Regions from separate parts of the Homo sapiens genome. Here all the other regions are linked to region 3. Evidence: chromatin contacts called from ENCODE Hi-C or POLR2A ChIA-PET data. All regions are on one chromosome and are shown on one strand. Each heading gives the region's core, a stretch centred on a gene start or an enhancer-like site at or near the end of the contact. The rest is flanking DNA. Distances are from core to core; before and after follow the strand shown. Region 1 overlaps RFX3 (regulatory factor X3). Region 2 overlaps RFX3 (regulatory factor X3). Region 3 overlaps RFX3 (regulatory factor X3).

The links. Hi-C counts contacts between places; a loop is a spot of excess contacts on that map. ChIA-PET counts read pairs that join two places held with the same protein, here RNA polymerase II (POLR2A). Pooled maps may share reads with other maps.
Region 1: a map with no recorded cell type shows a loop between it and region 3 (4-fold over the local background). The contact joins two enhancer-like sites. A Hi-C loop is called at or near these places in 5 of 37 single-sample maps with no recorded cell type and 9 of 50 pooled maps. POLR2A ChIA-PET finds 5 or more read pairs at or near these places in 1 of 52 experiments (activated T-cell).
Region 2: a loop to region 3 is called in a map with no recorded cell type, with 5 times the contacts of the local background. The contact joins two enhancer-like sites. A Hi-C loop is called at or near these places in 8 of 37 single-sample maps with no recorded cell type and 4 of 50 pooled maps. POLR2A ChIA-PET finds 5 or more read pairs at or near these places in 1 of 52 experiments (WTC11).

The regions. Positions count from the first base shown.
Region 1 is chr9:3,238,719-3,242,906 of GRCh38, forward strand. The region is part of intron 15 of RFX3 (regulatory factor X3); the gene reads right to left. Among named protein-coding and RNA genes, the nearest start is that of LINC01231, 59 kb to the left of the region's middle. Within about 2 kb of position 2,138, at least 2 of the 41 ENCODE cell types and tissues checked have a DNase peak (open chromatin) inside an H3K27ac peak, as active enhancers do.
Region 2 is chr9:3,297,657-3,301,501 of GRCh38, forward strand. The region is part of intron 5 of RFX3 (regulatory factor X3); the gene reads right to left. Among named protein-coding and RNA genes, the nearest start is that of LINC01231, 120 kb to the left of the region's middle. Within about 2 kb of position 2,380, at least 3 of the 41 ENCODE cell types and tissues checked have a DNase peak (open chromatin) inside an H3K27ac peak, as active enhancers do.
Region 3 is chr9:3,476,714-3,480,852 of GRCh38, forward strand. All of the region lies in intron 1 of RFX3 (regulatory factor X3), which reads right to left. Among named protein-coding and RNA genes, the nearest start is that of RFX3, 47 kb to the right of the region's middle. RefSeq lists enhancers at 1,558-2,757, 1,780-1,829. Within about 2 kb of position 1,943, at least 7 of the 41 ENCODE cell types and tissues checked have a DNase peak (open chromatin) inside an H3K27ac peak, as active enhancers do.

The DNA.
Region 1 (4,188 bases), core at 888-3,387, 240 kb before region 3:
TTCTATTAACGTTACTTAATAAAAGTGATCAGTCCGAGGCAGGCGGATCACGTGAGGTCGGGAGTTTGACACCAGCCTGACCGACATGGAGAAACCCCGTCTCTACTAAAAATACAAATACAAAATTAGCTGGGCGTGGTTGCGCATGCCTATAATCCCAGCTACTCGGGAGGCTGAGGCAGGAGAATCGCTTGAACCCGGGAGGCAGAGGCTGTGTCATAGTGAGCCGAGATCACCATTGCACTCCAGCCTGGGCAACAAGAGCAAAATTCCATCTCAAAGAAAAAAAAAAAAAACAGAGATAATAAAACTGATTCAAAAAAGGTAGGTAATGGCAGCTATTCTGGATGTTTTTGATGGTGAAAAGAAACATCTTGAAATTTCAATATAAGGAGTCCAGAGCATTATTATTTTCCTTAAATGTCTCCCAAACAAGAACCAAATAAATCAAAGCATTCTGCATTTAGCACTGATACATGGTTTTGCAAGCGAGGAAAAGGTTGCTGACTTTAATTTCTAGTTTTATAATATTTGCAAGGATTAACAACATTCCATTTGGTAAAACCTTGTGTTCCTTGGTTACTTTTCTTTGTATGTGTATGTGTACTTTTCTATGTATCTTTAAATAGTTTTTATTGAAACCTGCTAAGAAGGCCAAGATCTCTGGCAGTTTGCTCCACACGTGGGCAAATCCTGCCCGCAGTGGCTGTTGGTCTTGCTGTTGTGGGCTAGACAGCTATCCTGGCAATGTGTGCTACTGGCCAATCTGTAAACAGGGCAGCATGATTCTAACTGTTCCGGCTTTTCTGCCTGCCTTGGGGACATAGCAACAGGTGTACCTAATTGTGTTTAAATGTCTAAGACACACTTACAAGTGAGTGTGCAGGCGGTGAAGTGTTCAGATTACAATATTGGCCTTAGTTGCCTTTGAAGAGAAAAGTAGCCTCAAAAACAGGAGCATTTAACACCACCATTAAGGCCAAAGCAAGAGGGGCCTTTGGCCCAAGACCCACACTATGGAGAACTCTGCTTTGTGTTTTCCATTGCCAGTCCCTTTCCTACAGTGTAAGGAGTCCACAGAGCCAGCTGGATGTGACTTCTTGGAGCCTGTGCTTCCCTCCCTCCTCCCATACCACCTCTTCTTATCTGAGACCCTAGAATTCCCTGCCCCGTGGCTCTGAGTTCCCTTCCAGGCCCTGGCAGTTCTCTTCTCCAACTCTACCATTCAGAGGCATGAAGAGACAGCCAAAAAGGGGCAGCTGTTTGCAAAAGGTAGACAAAACTTGAAGACTGGGCTGAGGTGTCCACAAATCTGAGCACAAAGCTGTTCATAATATAAGATGGGGAGTGATGAAGCAGTCTAGGGCCAGAGGCTGGCGACACGGGCTGGCTATGTCTATGTCAATATTTTCTGGTATGGAACTCAGGGGAGACAGAATTTCAAATCCAAACTCAGCCTTCCAAGTTGTTATCAAGACATATTTGTCAAGGTAGGTGGATAGAACAGATTTTATTTATAGTCTGATTCATAACTTTTAAAATATTTAGACACATGGTATCCTGGGCCCTGTAAATTGCAGGGTTGGGCCAGGCAGCATATCCTTTATGCAAGTAAAACTATTGGGGAAATAGAACGAACCTTGCTCCTAATTTAACACTGGCTCCCCTTGAAAACACCTATATTATTTAATAGGAAAGCATAGCATTAATTTATTCTATCAGAGGACTATATCTTAATTTTGATTATACCACTTCTCTTTTCTGGAAATCATTAACTGGAGAGACAATCAGAGTGGCAGTGTAGAAACATGTTCCCTTTGTACTAAGAAAACCTTCACAACAAGCATCAATCAGGTTTGAAGTGCTTGTATTATCATCACATAAGGCCCATATTCTTGCAGAGAATCTCTAATTTTTATGACATTTTATGGTAGTATATTTTATACAAGGATGGTATAAAGAAAGAAAACAATTCCTGTGAGTTTAGGAATTTGCCTATCCCAAACAAGAGTTATTTATTTATCAGGGGGGCCAGCAACCACTATCTTCACCTGTGGTTGAGAGCAAAACCACCATAAAGACAGTGTCAAAGCCAAGAGCCACTTGGGCTAGGCACAGGATGACAGAGTGTGGCAAAGTGGCCAGTAGGTGGCACCGTCATGCTTACTCTATGCCAGGGAATCTTTTTCTCTGGTTGGGTCTGCCCAAATAGCTGCAGTGCTACCTGACAAACTCTTTACTAAACAAATAACTTAGCGGTGGACTTTGCTGAAGAGGACTGTGTGCTGAGATTTCTTTCCTGATGTCTACAGTGACCATTTTAGTCCTTGAAATATTTTAAAAAGTCTTCAACTTCTATTTTGGTTTATTTCCCCACTTCTAAGCTCTTTAGGGAAATTGCTGTCGTAAGCACCCACAAAAGTCCAACTTCATAGTATTTCTCTGAAATAGTATTGACAGGCACTTTCTAAGGAGAAGGTACACTTTTTGGTCTAGGAGTTTTTTGTTTTTTTTTTTTTTGCCCAGAGTAAAGAAATCTAATGTATCAATCATGAAATCCAAGAAGACGTCCTATCAATTGGTAGTCTGTCCTTTGTACTTCCTTCCTTGAGTATTTTTAGGGTACCTATTGCATGATTATGTTTAGATCACAGTTATAAGCAAATTTTCTCCATTCCCTGAAGAGGATGAGAGGAGAGGTTATAGCCCAGAGCCAGCAGGGAAGAAAGCCACGCATAGGAAGCTAATGAGCAGGGATCCCAGAGAGAAAGAACCGCAGCCCTGGGCTGCTGAGTCAACAGATTCCTTTCTCAAATCCAAGAAGAGAAATGAACAGAATGACAAACCAGGAACAAGGAAGAAAAAATGGGACACGGAGCCAATTCTCTGGAACTTTGGGGTCACTTCTATAATTTATTTTCAAGTTGTCAGAAATTGTGCTAATGTAGATGAGCAGATTTACAACTAAAACCAAACTACGACTTCTTTAAAAAAATGTTTGATTTAGGTCTGGTCTCAGGATGGGTGTACAGGAGCTGTAGGGTGTAATTTGTTCTTTTCCGGCAGATTTAGTTTTCCAAATGCAATTTGCTTAGACTAATATTCCATTTAGTTTTCATATTCTAAATATCTACTAACAAAAAGTGCAAGGGGAAAAGATGGCAAGCGTATTAAGAGGCATCCTGTAAGGCAGAGGAAAAAAAACTCTGAAACAAAGTAATAAAAACTTTTAAGCTAGGCACCTGGCTTGTGATTGTCAGAGAGAAAATGTGTGTCTATGTGTTTGTGTGTTTGGGGGAGTTGCACATAATCCCTATTTTGAAACTATAATAATTTATATGGTGAAAAACTGAAAGATAGATTAAGCCCATCCCATTTGACTATTTGAAGTGAGGCAGTCCTACTTTCTAAAGTTAGTTCTACCACTTGCTAGTTTTGATTTGGGGCAACTTTCAATTTCTCTTTTCCTCACTGGTGAAATAGGGATACTGAGACATCTTTTGCAAGGTTTCAATCAGTATCAAATAAGAATGTAAGACATCTAGAATAGGGATTGGCACAAGGCCTGCCCTCAATTGGAAAAATACTAATATAGTAAATAATAAGCTTCACTCTAAATAACAATCAACAGTATAATTTTTGACAAGTATTCCTTACATTTTCTAAGCCACTACTCTTCCATGATTGTTTTTTTTTTTCCTGCAAACTATCTCGACTTGTGATAATATTCTTTGCTTTTAAAATACTGTTGTAACAAGTCTATTGTTCAACAGGCACATTTAAAGTGTATTCCCTAGTCACACTAGCACAATGCTTGCTAAAATTTGTTTTTCTTTGGTTTGATTTTACTTTAAGCACCAATATTTGTTTACTATGAATGTAATTCTACTTCCACCAAATGGAATTCTTTCACTGAGCTTTTATCCCAAAAGCTTACATGTTCAATTATTATTGCTCTTCTTCAGTTTCTAGGTTTTGAAGATTTTTTTCCTTCCAAAAAAATTAACTGAGTATATCAATTTTGATGAATCCAAGACATTTTTCTTTTGATGTTAAATTGTTACAGGTTAAATTTTTCTCTATTACTGAAATATTATCTTTTCTATATTGATATTCGCAATTGAACACTTAAAGACTCTACTGGTTTCTCTTTATTTGAAAATGGCTAAAGAGGTGGCTTAGACATAA
Region 2 (3,845 bases), core at 1,130-3,629, 180 kb before region 3:
ATTTACAATACAGCAAAGTCAAGGAAAAGTGAGTAAAAAACAAGGTTTTGCTTTGAGCTAAATGTATTTTGGTAGCTAAAACCAGCAAACAACAGGAAATAATTATTTGCTAGATTGTGAGAAGTACATAAAATAGACGGCTAGAGCTTTTCATAAACTTTAAATGGAATTTTAAAGAAATGTACAACCTTAAATTTCATGCGATTATTGGGAACAATTAACAACATTTCTGAATTCAAATTTACAATGTAAAATAAGTAGTTTGTAAATAAGTGAACACACCACAACCATTAAATACTAATTCATATTAATTAACACCAAGAAAAAGTATAAAATAATCTTGTCTGCAATGAAAAGAATTAAATATTTTAATTTCATTTAGGCAGACTATACATCTCATACTGTAGCATCTTCATATATAAAAAAATTAGAAACAAAAATATTTAAATAAAAAATTATTAGACTAATAGAATTCTGTAAAACCAAATCTAAAGTACCATTCTAAAATACCAGGAGAAAAACAAAGTCACTCTTGGCAAGATCTTTTTAAAAGATGAGATTGTTTAGAGGAAAAAAAGAGTTATTTACTCTTAAACTGAAGGCTGCATATAGAGAAATAATTGAGTGACCATACATTCTTTACTCAGATGGTATACCAGAAGAAGACCACCCTTTACCAACGATGTTCACATATATATCTACTTGAAGCAAACTTGAAAAGAAACAATACAATAAATGTACACATGATTGGCAAAGGCATCCTAGAATTCCTAAATAATGAAGGTAACATAAGGCCTGATCCCTTCTATTGTTTCTTTTTATTCATTCAGCAAATATTTAGTGAGTATCTACTATGTACCAGGCACTGTTCTAGGCACTAGGGATGCACTGGTGAACAAAACATACAAAAATCCTTACTTTCTTGGAACTACCACTTGCAATAAATACTTACTAAATGCCTATTAGAGATGCTGGTACTAAAATAACTCCCACCATGTTAATTCTCTTAAGAATATGTTGAAAATGGGGTAGAAAATTCAATACCTCACCCCATCTTCTAAAGTGTGGAAAGGTGTAAAGCAAAGCAATCAAGTTGGATTCTGCTGAGGGGATTATTTATCTTATTTAGTCCTAATAAGAGTTTTTAAAATTACTGTGAATAAGCAAATACAGAAACAGAAAATAGGAAGTCTTTGCTTATCCATATTCCAAAATAGAATGAGAATAGACTTTTCACCCAAAAGTCATGATTAACACCTCTCCTTAGAAACAGGTAAAATACGGGATGCAAATTATTATCAATAATTTCTCCCAATGTTTTTACATAATAAAATTGATCCTTTGGAGACAGTGATAAATCAGGGAACTAATCATCATAAAGCGGAATTCATGTTCACCTTAAAGAATCCCACAAACCTCAAATAATTCTATATTATGCCCCATATAGTGAGAAATAAAGGTAACATAGTTTACTAACATTTAAAATATTAACAACAATTTTTTTAAAAAACTCCATCTCTCCACTGAAAAAATTCTACACAACATAAAAACACCAGTTAAATTCACAGAATGTAAAATACTTTTAGCAAATAGTTATCAACCAGAATGCATGCACTAGCAAATTCCAGTTGTTTTTGATAAATCTCAGAAACATTAAAAGCATCATCAACTTTCCAGGGAGGAAAAAGACAACAGGATCTTTTTCTGTGTTTAGGAAGAAACTAACCTCACTGATCAGTCAGTAGAAGCACTGATCCTTTCTCCACTGTTTATAAACCATCCGTAGAATCATTTTTGTTTCTAAATATTTGACTATAAATATATTTTTGAATGAACTTCACTGTGCCTCAAGGTGTAATAAAAATGAATCAGGATAGTTGGAGAAAGATTACCACTGCACAATCAACATTTGCGCCCACTCTTTCCACATACTGAAGTGTCTCTGGGAGTTGTTAGCAGTATGGAAGATCAGACATATTATGTAATAAAAAAAATGAAGCCATGAAGTAATAAATATTTGTCATTGTTTATGCAGCTTAATTCAAACATTTATTAATCTTAAACATTCTTTCATGAATTCTATAAAGAAAAATAATTGTTAAAAATCTCTAACAGTTGAAAAGCTTCAAACAAATCAACAAATACATTTTTAAAATATATAAGAAACATGTTCTTATACTTCCATTATTGTTCATAAAAATACTAAGATGAATAACTGAAGTTAAATTTAAAATTAAACATATAACATATTTTACTAAGTTATTCATGTCAAGTAAAAATGAACCCTGAGTTGAATATGAAAGCACAACTTGGAAGTCTGAAAGCTGAAACAGGTAACTGGAAACTTCAGGTTTTTTTTTTTCTTATGTCCTTGCACATTTGTGACTAAAAGGAAGAACAATTTCACTTCCCATTTTCAAAGCATAAATATAAGTTAATCATCACCCCCCGGACACACACAGCCTAGTAGTATACAGGAAATCAGCCTTTAATGCAATCACAGATACATGCCAACATAGCAGGAATATACTTACGAAACATAAAAGAGTGACATACTAAATACCAATTTTCAGAAATGAAAAAACTTATATTTCTTAAACTCTTTCAAAAGGAAGGGCCAGAATATATACTATCATGTTTAAGTTTGTATGTATAATTTGTCACCAAATTTATAGGCATTCTCCAAGTTGGCTAACCTGGTTTTGTTTTCCATGATACTTTCCTTTGAAAAAAGAAACAAGACAAAATACCCCATCTAAAAACAAAGTGTAAGAACATAAGGAGGTAATTAGTGCTATTTTAAGATATAAAATTAAAATTTTTCAAAGATCAAATACTTAAAAAAAACACAGTTAAAACATTTTCTATGAGTAAAAGTTTTAGGTTTATTGAAAAAAATGGTCTTATTTGGGTGATCCAATATCGAGCTTTTCAGTTATAAAATATGAAAAAGAAATAAGAAGTCATAATACTTTATCCCTAAATTTAAGAACAAATTGTCAGTTGTGGGAGAAAATTCTAAACTAAAATGTCACTAATGTTAAGTTAGCAGAAGATATATCTAAAATGAATTTACACCATGGGTCTATTTACTTTTTTCCATATATTCAGAAATCATCTTAACAAAACAAATTTTTATTCAGCATTTTCATTGGTTTCCCACATGAGAACAGCTGATAAAAATGTTTATAATTTCACAAAACTATCATCACCCTTCTTACACTTACCAGTGTCATAGTGATATCTGCATCTGATAACAGGAAACAGCTTCAGGGCATAGTAATGGTAGTTTTATCTCAATTATTAGCAATTTATGGCTTGTAGACAGTCTCACTTTTTCTTTTGGTTCACTTTTACTTCTCTTTAGGTCTTAGGACCTGAATTCAACTATGGGGTTGTTTACTGCCCACCTTACATAGTCTTACTGGTAAACAAATCATTTTCAAACAGTTTATCATTGGATTTCACATTAATCATCCTTTTTCTACTTAAAGAACATTACTGGTCACGCAAGTAGACATGGCTGTTTGACAGAGATGCAGATTACAAGTATTTGCTTCATAGTAAATAAATATCAAACTGGAACATTTTAAATATTGAAAATCACTATTATTACTTTGTACAAATACATGGCAACTTGTTACTAACTCGAAAATATTATATCTGTACCCAAAGAGTACAGAAACCTAATAAATTATACTGGAGACTCTATTTTTTGGATATTTCACTGTACAAAATAGCCATTAAATGACACAGAGATCATAAGGGGCTGAGAAGGGAAGGTTAAGAAGCAAAATAAATAAGTAAATAAATAAAACAAGCATTTAGAGGCAAGCAACACATGC
Region 3 (4,139 bases), core at 693-3,192:
TTTTAAATAACTGGAGAAAAAAATGTTACAAACAAAAACGCATTTATTGGAATTGACAGGAAGAGGGAAGTTTTTGAAAGAAGGCCAAGAATATTAAAGCACCGGATATTAAGGTGTAAAGCAGTATTTAAAAGCTTGGGCTTTAGTGTTAAACAGACCACAGCTCAAATCCTAGCTCCACCACTTACTACTTAAATGACCTTGGGCAAGTCACTTTCTTTCTTAATTCAATTTTCCCCATCTATAAAATCTAGATAACACACCCTAGTGAGATATTGTAATGAGAAAATGATGTAATACATATATGTCACTAGCTCATAGTTATCATTCAAAATTTATGTAATAATTATTTTCAGTATAATTTTTGTTCTAATTTTTGTTTTACCTGAAACCAAAATTTTCATTACTTTTATAAACACTTCTCCAGACAGCAAAGTATAATTCCAATACAGAATCACAATTTATACTATACAAAAGACATGGATTTAGAGCCTATCCCTAACAAAAACTTCAATCTATTATTCAATCTATTTGTACATGTCTTTCATAATGCCTGTAGTTACCTTTAACCATTCCTCTTTATTTCTTCACACGGATTAAAATTTACCATTAAGTGTCCTTTCATTTCAACCTGAAAGACTCCCTTTAACATTTCTTAGAGTTCGTGAGAATCCTTTCAGTTTTTATCTATTTGGAAACGTCTTAATTTCACTTTCAGTTTTGAAGAAAAGTTTAGCTAAATAGAGAATTACTGGTTGACAGTCTTTTACTTTCAATGTTGAAAATGTCTTCTAGCCTCCAGGGTTTCTCGTAAGTCAGCTATTAAGCCTATTGAGGATTCCTTGTAACAAGTCATTTTTCTCCTGCTACTTTCAAGATTTTTCTTTAAATTCAACTATGATGGGTCTAGGTATGGATCACTTTGGGCTTATTCAACTTGGATTACAGTGAGCTTCTTGGATGTGTAGCACAGAGTAATATTTTTCAGCAAGTTTGGAAAGTTTTCTGCCATTTTTTTTTAAATATTCTTTCTGCCTCATTCTCATCTTCTGGGAATCCTATAATGTCCATGTTGGCACAACATTTAATGGAGTCACATAAGTCTTTTGAGACTCTGTTCATTTTTCTTTCTGATCCTCACATTGAACAATCTCTATTGACCTAACTTCGAGTTAAAAGATTCCTTCATTTGCCAATTTATATCTGTTGTTGAGCTCCTCTAGTGAATTTTTCATTTCAGTTATTATACTTTTAAGCTCCAGAACTTCCTTGTTTTTTAATAATTTCTATCTTTATTGATACTCTTTCTCTGGTGAAACACCATTCTGATGCTTCCCTTTAATTCTTTAGACATGGTTTCATTTAGTTCTTTGAATGTATTTGTAATAGCTAACTTAAAGACTACAAAGTCTAAAATCTAGGCTCCCACAGGGACTTTTTTTGTTCGTTTTTTATTATTTGTCTCTGTGTGTTTTATTTCCTGTTTCTTTGCATTTCTCAATTTTTGTTAAAACTGAACATTTTAGGTAATATATTTTAACAAATCTCATATCAGATTGCTCCACATTATTCCCCTAAATTTTTTAATCATCAGTGTGTTGTTTTTCTTGATGCTGATTCTTTAGTACTTTCATGAACGAATTTTACAGATCCTGTATTCCCCGTAGTGTGTGGCCACCGAGTTCTCTGCTAGAACTTTTTTTTTTTTTTTTTTTAGGATCTTGTTTTTATTTGTAAGCCTGGCTTCCAAGAAGTCATACCTGGACCAGTAAAATGTAGTAGTCAACCAATGATCATTTAAAAGATTTCCTTAAATGCTTTGCCTATATGTCTTCTACCTTTTGCCAAAGAAATCTTCATGAGAAGTCATACCTTCAAACTTCAGGAAGCTTACAAATAGCACTGATTTTCACTTCCTGCTTACACAGTGCCTCAAGATCAGTCAGAGGTGACATTCTCCTTTCCCAGGTCATTTCCGGGCATGTGTACAGACTTGCACATTGTACAGCCTTTTAAATACCCAGGAATATGCCAGAGCTTTCCAAAGTTCCCTATAGTTGGCTAGTTCTCCAGACTTTCCTTTTAAATTCCTGGCCAGATTCTTCCTTTGCCTCAACTGAAATCACAGCCTTAGGCAATTGACATTTTGCCAACAGTTTGCTATTGTTTCAGTAATGCCCTGGGGGTAAGCTTTTTCTTCCCCCAACTGAGCTGAGTTCAGAGTCAAATCAAATATCCAGCCACTCTCTCTGAAAAGAGTTTTCCCAGGGAGCTGCAAGTTGGGACAAAATATTAACTGTGCTCTGGGGATAGTGCCTTCAATGGGGCTCCAGAAGTGGTCAGCTCTCTCCATTGTCTGCAATACTGCCAGCTTTTAGCTACACCACTAAGCTGGAGAGAGAGATGAGAATAACCCCAAGTTAAAATATCGCAGACCCCACTGGTCTTCCCAAGATTCACTAGTTTTCTCTTGGACAGATGATTTTCAATTCATACTCCTGCTTAATTGCCAGAATTCTAAAATGGCTGATTTTCATTATTTTACCCATATTTTTGTTGTTGTATAGGCAGCACAAATTCACTGAGGCCCTCACTCCACCATTCTGGAAGTTGATCAAGTTCTGTAATATTCTGAATTTATAATTTTCAGGACAAAAAGATCTTAACCAAAAAAAACAAACCCTCACTTAGTTTGATTTTTTAAAAATATACTTAAAATTTTTAGATCACTGATTCTTATCTCTAATAGAAACTTATGAAAAAAATCTGTATTTCAGTACTTAAATGAGAGTGAAACAGATCTGTGAGACAGGAAAAAATAAACTGCATAAACAATTTATCACATCTTTCCTGTTAACTAATATGTGAATCATCAAAAACAAAGGTGATTACTGGTCTCAGAGCCACTCTCAGTCCTAAACGGCCTCTCAAATCTTTTGGGGACAACAGAAACAAGTAAAAGTGAGGAGGAAAGCCTAGTCCATCTTGTCTTACTTGGCTGACTGAGGCCAAAACCAACTATACTCTGATAGTAAGAAATTTTTTTAAAACCACAGAAAACTGGAAGTGGGAAATCGACAGAAAAGAAGAATCAGATACTTGACTTAGGAGGCAACCCTATCTCTTGAGATTTCTCTGAAGAGACTCAGAACAGAGATTGAGTTTACCTCAGATTCACCCAAGTATAGGCCAAAATCGCGGGCTTCTGGAAGAGAAAAGAGTTGTTCATTACTATTTCTCTTTTGTTAGCTGGTATTGGCAAGCCAAGGAAAGACCAAAACTGTCAAGGTAGGCCGAGAAAAGTAAACATCTTTTAGCAAGGCTTTTATTTTCAAGAATATTGTCGCATGTTTCTTTTGCTTTTCTTTTGTTGTGTAACAAACCACCCCAAAACTTACTGGCACAACAACCACCATTTTATTTGGTCATAATTCTGCAATCTGAGCAGGGCTCAACTAGGCAGTTCTTACAGTCATCTTGCTGGTGGTCATTCATACTACTGCTTTCAGCCAGCAGGTGAGAAATGAGATCAGCTAGGATACTAGCATGGCTAAGCATCTCTCTCCATGTAATCTCAGAAATTCTCCCTCTCCATGTGGCCTCTTTTCCACTGGGTCTCTCTAGGAGAACGGTCAGATTCTTACATGATGATCCTCTCTCTCGAAAACACAAAAGCATAAGTTGTCGGGCCTTTTTGCACCCAGACCTGGAAGAGCTTTAATCCCTTTGCATTCTCTTTGTTAAAACAAGCTACAGGCCCAACCCAAACTGAAAGGAAAGTGACTTCACACGAGCATGAATGCCATCAATGTAATAGACAACTAAAACATTCAGGCCAATGTTCAGATGACTGGAATGGACACAACCACAAGAAACTATAAAATGGCTAAAGCTTGAAGACTGAGCAATTATAGTCAGATTCTATTCTCTGTTCTTTCCCACAATGAGAGTCAATCTACGTTCACCAGGAATCTTAATTATAAGTGGAACCTGTTAATCACTTAAAAGCCATATGACCTTAGACAAGTCAATTAATCTCTCTAAGCTTCAGCTGCTGTATTGTAAAACAGGAAAAATTATACATGCCCTGCCTGTCTTAGAGGAACGCTGTAGAATAAATAAGAGCTTTGAAAGCTGTA